Linked DNA regions of Homo sapiens: region 1 is linked to region 2. A link is an interaction called in ENCODE POLR2A ChIA-PET data of the cell type or tissue named here. Cell type or tissue: Panc1. All regions are shown on one strand.

Region 1 (4,000 bases), 160 kb after region 2:
ACCAGCATCTGTTATTTTTGTTGACTTTTTAATAATAGTCATTCTGACTGGTATGACATGATATCTCATTGTGGTTTTGATTTGCATTTTTCTAATGATTAATGATATTGAGTATTTTTTCATATTCTTTTTTTTAGGGTATCTGAAGGAAGAAATTTATTTTCTTTTTTTATTATTATACTTTAATTTCTTGGGTACATGTGCACAATGTGCAGGTTTGTTACATAGGTATACATGTGCCATGTTGGTTCATATGTTTATTGCGGCACTATTTGCAATAGCAAAGACTTGGAACCAACCCAATAGACTGGGTAAAGAAAATGTGGCACATATGCACCATGGAATACAATGCATCCATAAAAAAGGATGAGTTGTGTCCTTTGCAGGGACATGGATGAAGCTGGAAACCATCATTTTCAGCAAAATATCACAAAGGACAGAAAACCAAACACCACATATTTTTTCATATTCTTATTGGCCGCATGCATGTCTTCTTTTAAAAAGTGTCTGTTCATGTCCTTTGCCCACTTTTTAATGGAGCTGTTTGCTTTTTTGCTTGTTAATTTGCTTAAGTTTCTTATAGATTCTCAATATTAGACCTTTGGTTATGCATAGTTTGCAGATATTTTCTCCCATCTGTCAGTTGCTTGTTTACTCTGTTGATAGTTTCTTTTGCTATCAGAAGCTCTTTAGTTTAATTAGGTCCCGTTTGTCAATTTTTGGTTTTGTCGTAGTTGCTTTTGGTGTCTTCATCATGAAATCTTTGCTGGTTTCTATGTTGAGAATCGTATTTCCTAGGTTATCTTCCAGGGTTTTAATATTTTTAGGTTTTACATTTCATCCATCTTGAGTTGATTTCCATATATGATGTAAGGAAGGGGTCCAATTTCAGTCTTCTATATATGGCTAGCCAGTTATCCCAGCACCCTTTATTGAACAGGGAATCATTTCCCCATTGCTTGTTCTTGTCAGCTTTGTTGAAGATCAGATGGCTGTAGGTGTGTGCCCTTAAGTTTGGGCTCTCTATTCTGTTCCATTGGTCTATGTGTCTGTTTTTGTACCAGTACCATGCATTTTGGTTACTATAGCCTTGTAGTATAGTTCAAAGTCAGGTAACATGGGCTCTCTATTCTGTTCTATTGGTCTATGTGTCTGTTTTTGTACCAGTACCATGCTATTTTGGTTACTGTAGCCTTATAGTATAGTTCAAAGTCAGGTAACATGATGCCTCCAGCTTTGTTCTTTTTGCTTAGGATTGCTTTGGGTATTTGAGCACTTTTTGTTCTATAGGAATTTTAAAATAGGTTTTTCTAATTCTATGAAGACTGTCATTGGTAGCTTGTTAGGAATAGCATTGAATTTGTAAATTGCTTTGGGTAGTATGGCCATTTTAGCAATATCGATTCTTCCTATCCATGAGCATTTCCATTTGTTTGTGTCATCTCTGATTTCTTTGAACAATGTTTTGTAATTCTCATTGTAGAGATCTTTCACCTCCTGCGTTAGCTGTATTTCTAGGTATTTTATTCTTTTTGTGGCTATTGTGAATGGGATTGTCTTCCTGATTTGGCTCTCGGCTTGGATTTTGTTAGTGTATAGGAATGCTACTCATTTTTGTATGTTGATTTTGTATCCTGGAACTTTGCTGAAGCTGTTTATTAGACCTACGAGCTTTTGGGTAGAGACGTGGGGGTTTTCTAGGTATGCAATCAAATTGTCTGCAAAGATAGATAGTTTGACTTCCTCTCTTCCTATCTAGGTGCCTTTTATTTCATTCTCTTGCCTGCTTGCTCATGCTAGCAGTACTCTGTTGAATAGGAGTGCTAAGAGTGGGCATCCCTGTATTTTTCCAGTTCTCAAGGGGAAATCTTTCAGCTTTCGCCCATTCAGTATGATGTTGACCTTGGGTTTATCATAGATGGCTCTTATTATCTGGAGGTATGTTCCTTCAATATCTAGTTTGTTGAGGATTTTTAACATTAATGGATGTTGAATTTTATCAAAAGCCTTTTCTGTATCTATTGAGATGATCACGTGGTTTCAGTTTTAAGTTCTGCTTATGTGGTGAATCACATTTATTGATTTGTGTATGTTGAACCAACAGAAACAAGAATTTTATAAAGGAATGGGAAATGAGAATTTGGCTGTGGGACATAAATTGGAAGCTCTAGCAGGCATGGCTTGCCTGGCTACAAGAGGCCAGGGTAGGTGGGGTTGCCTACCTTGCCTGAATGTTTCCCAGGACAACAGGAGGCTGTGCTCTCTGGCTGAATTCAGACAGAAGTGGAACCACTGGGATGGAAGCTCTAGCAAGTGTTGCCTGCCTGGCAACCAGTGGCAGGGGTAGATGTAGTCACCTGTCTTGCCCTCCAGGTGCTTCCTGGGAGAACAGGAGGCTATGGTCACTGGCTGAGTTCAGACAGAGAAGTAGGACCAGTAGGCTGGAAGCTGGCACCAAGCCCCATCCAGAAAGGGTTTGAGATGGGGCAATCTTACTGCTCCTAGGCACTGGGACTGCAGCCTTTATTGGGCTATGGCACCAGTGCTGGTCTTCTTGGGGGCACAAGGCTTGCAGAAGTCTCCTTGGACTAGAGAGTTGCCCTCCAAAATGTCTGGGGGGCTCTCTGCCTCAGTCTAGAAGCACGGTGGTGGGGTCGGGGGTGGGCAGGGGTTTCAGGGGCATTCTCCCATTTCCAGTCTTGCACAGGTCCCTGTCGAGAGTGTGAATCCCCTAGGGGGTTCTCACTCACTCACCCTTTCCAGTGTTGGAGAAATTCTCCTGGATCCACGCTGAGCCCGGACAGGCTGGTATCTAGCTTCACCCCTTTCTGCTCTCTGTAATCCCCTTACATCTTGAAGGATCCCGAATCCCTGACATGATTTCTCAGATGATTGGCCTGCAGGGTCAATGCTCACTAGCCCTTTTGTTTCCTTTCCGTGATAGCCTGGCACATGAGTTGCTTCTAGTTTACCATCTTAACCCCGAGCTCGAAACTGCATTTTTTAAAATTTTACTTTAAGTTCTAGGATACATGTGCACAACACGCAGGTTTGTTACATATGTATACTTGTGCCATGTTGGTGTGCTGCACCCATTAACTCGTCATTTACATTAGGTATATCTCCTAATGCTAACCCTCCTCCCTCCCCCTACCCCATGACAGGCCCCAGTGTGTGATGCTCCCCATCCTGTGTCCAGTTGTTCTTATTGCTCAGTTCCGACTTATGAGTGAGAACATGCGGTGTTTGGTTTTCTGTCCTTGCGATAGTTTGCTCAGAATGATGGTTTCCAGCTTCATCCATGTCCCTACAAAGGACATGAACTCATCCTTTTTTATGGCTGCATAGTATTCCATGGTGTATATGTGCCACATTTTCTTAATCCAGTCTATCATTGATGGACATTTGGGTTGGTTCCAAGTCTTTGCTATTGTGAATAGTGCTGCAATAAACATACGTGTACATGTGTCTTTATAGCAGCATGATTTATAATCCTTTGGATATATACCCAGTAATGGGATGGCTGGGTCAAATGGTATTTCTAGTTCTAGATCCTTGAGGAATCGCCACACTGTCTTCCACAATGGTTGAACTAGTTTACAGTCCTACCAACAGTGTAAAAGTGTTCCTATTTCTCCACATCCTCTCTAGCACCTGTTGTTACTGACTTTTTAATGATGGCCATTCTAACGGGTGTGAGATGGCATCTCATTGTGGTTTTGATTTGCATTTCTCTGATGGCCAGTGATAATGAGCTCTTTTTCATGTGTCTGTTGGCTGCATAAATGTCTTCTTTTGAGAAGTGTCCATTCATAGCCTTTGCCCACTTTTTGATGGGGTTGTTTGATTTTTTTCTTGTAAATTTGTTTAAGTTTTTTGTAGATTCTGGATATTAGTCCTTTGTCAGATGGGTAGATTGTAAAAATTTTCTCCCACTCTGTAGGTTGCCTGTCCACTCTGATGGTAGTTTCTTTTGCTGTGCAGAAGCTCTTTAGTTTAA
Region 2 (4,000 bases):
GATATTCACGACCAAATTGGGCAGTAACGTTGGGGTCAAAATAGCATTAATATGTCTATGAAATGGTGAGCTTGGTTTTCTTATTTAAATGATTGAGCCGTGAAAACAATAACAGTAGTAATTTCAAAGATTTTTCCCAATGGTTATGTGTTATAATATGCCCACATTTCTAGAGATGATTACTTAAAAGTAAAATGTACAAGTACAAAAAATATGATCACCTTTTCTTTCATCATGAAAGAACTCTCCCTGAAGCTGTACACTGGCTAGCTCTGATAAAGCCACTCCCCAGTCGTTTCCTGATACGTCAGTTTTCTTTTTGACTCTTGTCATACAACATCCTGGACTTATCCTGATATTATGCAGAATATTCCTAACCAGATCTCAATATCTCTGTGCATAGCATCTGTCTAGTTTACAAGGAGCTCTCTGCATCCTAGGCTCTATCCTTCTTCCTAACATCTTTTACAAGGTTAGGGGTTGGTCCTTCGGGAATCCCCCAAACTGCTCAGAGAGGAGCCATCTACAGATTTCTAAGGCATCATTTGGTGGGAAACTGTTACTATTGTCAGTTAGTCGTTGCTGCTGCTTTTATCCTAGGCATAGGCATTGGAGTGACCCAATATATTAAAGCTAACTTATTTGAGGTTCACTGAACCTCTCCCATAGCCTATCAATTAGAGTGTGAGGCAGTTTGTTTCCTAAGTCCTTATTAGCACTCCTATAGGCATGGAATTAATTCAGAAAGGAAAATGAAATTCTGCTGTGCAAGGTGTGGTACCATGCTGCTGAGTTCCACCAACAAAGAGCTGGCATCCACATCCTCTTCCAAATGACCATAATGCATGTGACTTCCTTAGCACTGACCACAAATCAGTGCTGAAAAAATAGTAGCTGCTATTCATTCTTTAAAAAGTTCCTCAAAAAACCTTCCTTATGATTAAGGGATTTTTTTGATGGATCTTTTAAAAAAATTTCTGTAGACTCAGGGAATACATGTGCAGGTTTCTTATATGGATATATTGAGTAATGGTAAGGTTTGGGCTTCTAGTGTGTCCCATCCTTGTTGCTGCAGAAACATGATTTCACTCTTTTTTCTGGCTATGTAGTATTCCATGATTTTATATATGTGTATATATAGATAAATAATATGTATTATACATACACATATATATTTAATATATATTAATATGGTATAATAAATGTGTGTGTGTATATATATATATATATATATATATATATATACACACACACCACATTTTCTTTATCCAATCATCTGTTGATGGACACTTGGATTGATTCTGTGACTTTACTATTGTGAATAGTGCTGTAACAAACATACAAGTGCAGGTGTCTTTTTGACAGAGAAATAACACTTCCTTTTTTTTTTTTTTTTTTTTGAGACAGAATCGCTCTGTTGCCCAGGCTGGAGTGCAGTGGCGTGATCTCAGCTCACAGCAAACTCTGCCTCCCAGGTTCAAGCCATTCTTGTGCCTAAGCCTCCTGAGCAGCTGGGGCTACAGGCGCGCACCACCACGCCCAGCTAATTTTTTTTTTTTTTTTGTATTTTTAGTAAAAGTGGGGTTTCTCCATGTTGGCCAGGCTGGTCTCGAACTCCTGACCTCAGGTGATCCACCAGCCTCGGACTTCCAAAGTGTTGGGATTACAGGTGTGAGCCACCATACTTGGCCAACAATTTCTTTTCCTTTGGGTAAATACCCAGTAGTGTGATTGGTGGGTTGAATGGTAGTTCTATTTTTAGTTCTTTGAGAAATCTCCATACTGTTTTCCATAGAGGTTTTATTAACTTACATTCCCACCGACAATGTATGAGAGTTCCCTTTTCTCCACATCCTTGCCAACATCTGTTGTTTTTTGACTTTTTAGTAATAGCCATTCTGATAGGTGTGAGATGGTACACTATGATGATGTTAATCTTCAGAATTAAAAATTTGAGTTCTCTTTTTGCCACACCATTCTGGGCATTTCCTTTAAACACCCAATTAATGAGTTAGATGTGATTTCCCCTTAGAGAAGGCTTGTTGCCTTGCCTCAGGATGGTTGTGTTCATTCAGAGGAATCTGACCCTTTGTATGGAATCCGCAGAGCCCACAGCTTTCTTGTCAGTCAGCCATAGAAGGGATTGCTGGGGATCGTCCTTTTGAAGCACTGCCTATTGGAAGTGAAAGGGTGTATGTTTCGTCCCATACTTCCAAATTTTCTCCTGGAGTGTCTTTTGACTTCACTGGTTGATTTGGTACCAGCCCACACATATCTCTCTCTGAACACTGTATCTGTTGCTTTTTGATCTAGAACCTTTGATTTACTAAGCAGAAAATCAACTTTTTCCTCAAAGAGTCACAGTTATCTTTATTGGAAAACAAAGGAGAGAAAAAGAAAAACAAGGTATCCAGGACATCCCTTTTTCTGTGATATTCATTTCCTAGTCTTTATTTCTATACTTATTTCTACTTATTTCGTTTTTCTCTTTTTTTCTTTCTTTCTTTTTTCTTTTCTTTTCTTTCTTTTCTTTCTTTCTTTCTTTTCTTTCTTTCTTTCTTTCTTTCTTTCTTTCTTTCTTTCTTTCTTTCTTTCTTTCTTTCTTTTTTTTTTTTTTTGAGACAAGGTTTCACTCTGTCACCTAGGCTGGAGTACAGTGGCTTGATAATAGCTCATTGTAATTTTGAATTCCTGGATTCAAGGGATCCTCCGACCTCAGTCTCCTGAGTAGCTGGGACTACAGGCACATGCCACTGTGTCTGACTAATTTTTTTCTATATTTCGTAGAGAAGGTTCTATAACATGTCACAGTCACATAGTTTACTTATATATTTGACTCTGTAAATTTAATGATATTTTTATGAATTCTAAGTCTCCTGACTGAGTGATGGAGCAGGGAGGCCAATTCTCAATCTTTGTGGTCTTTTTCTTTCTTTTTTTAGATAAGAAAATAAGGGAGCCATATGGGGCTTTTACATACAACCTAGATCATCCTCAGTACCAGGCAGTGAGCTCACTGCCTTCCAACCCTGCAAGACACGGGTCATCTTCCCCAGAGTATAGAATAGAGAACTGAGGAGCTTATTGATGAAAAACTATTTTGACTGATTCCCATAAATGCCAGGGATTTCTGCCTCTTCTTTTGTTATTTTACATCTTCAGAAAATACTGCTTGTTGAATGTACCTAATCATGGATTTTACTGATAGGGCAGAATTTCCACTCTGTCATGATGGCTTACCAAGGAAGTTTATATTCCCAAAGGTACTTTTCTTATATGCATGAATTTTTATAAGGATGAATTAGGCTTAGTACAGTCACAGATATGTGAGTCTTTATTACAATTGTATGTCCTGATGCATCTTTCAAAACTGTTACCTCTTAAATTAATTTCTTTAACTTCCCCAGTGTGCACCTACTGATCTACACACGCTGCTCTCCTTTCTGCACACAAACACACTATGCTTATTGGGGCTTCTTTGCCCTGACTCATTTCTTCTTTCACCTGCATTGTTCTTCCCCTTTCCATGGGCGTTTCTCCAAATGCCCTCTCAGTCTCTGTGTTTAATACACTCTTCCCCATGCCTGAATCCCTCTTCCTGCCATCCTGAGTTGTTCTCCCCCAAGCCTATCTCAGATATCTTTGGTTGCAGGTAGCATAAACTCATTAAACTGCTGTTAGGAAATGGAGAACTTTTGTGGAATGGTAAGTGGACGTGAAGAACATTGGCCATAAAGGACCTCAGGGCACCTGGAGCAGGATGAGCCGTTAGATGTCATAAGCAGCTGAGTTCAGGACCTGGGAAGCCATTGGAGCTAATGCAACTCATTTCTCCATCTCACCCTTTTGTTGAAGCCACATAGTTTCTTGCTCTAAGTCTATATCAGGCTTTCTCAACCTTGTCACTGTTGACATTTGGGCCAGATAATTGCTTTTGTTTTTCAGGATGTCCTGTGGAATGTTCAGCAGCATCCCTGGCCTCTGTGCCCTAGATGCCAGT

The links. ChIA-PET counts read pairs that join two places held together with the same protein. Peaks named below come from ENCODE experiments on the same cell type or tissue, not always from the same donor. Only the 100,000 strongest peaks of a DNase experiment are listed, where the experiment ranks them.
Region 1: POLR2A ChIA-PET joins it to region 2 with 6 read pairs; 2 of 35 experiments call an interaction of 5 or more read pairs at or near these places.

Annotation. Positions count from the first base shown.
Region 1 is chr10:89,321,227-89,325,226 of GRCh38, reverse strand. It overlaps a transcript of LIPA not described here. Among named protein-coding and RNA genes, the nearest start is that of IFIT3, 4.8 kb to the left of the region's middle. In Panc1, no CTCF peak of the experiment used is centred here; no DNase peak of the experiment used is centred here; H3K27ac peaks cover 476 bases.
Region 2 is chr10:89,485,210-89,489,209 of GRCh38, reverse strand. The region is part of intron 2 of SLC16A12 (solute carrier family 16 member 12); the gene reads left to right. Among named protein-coding and RNA genes, the nearest start is that of SLC16A12-AS1, 31 kb to the right of the region's middle. In Panc1, no CTCF peak of the experiment used is centred here; no DNase peak of the experiment used is centred here.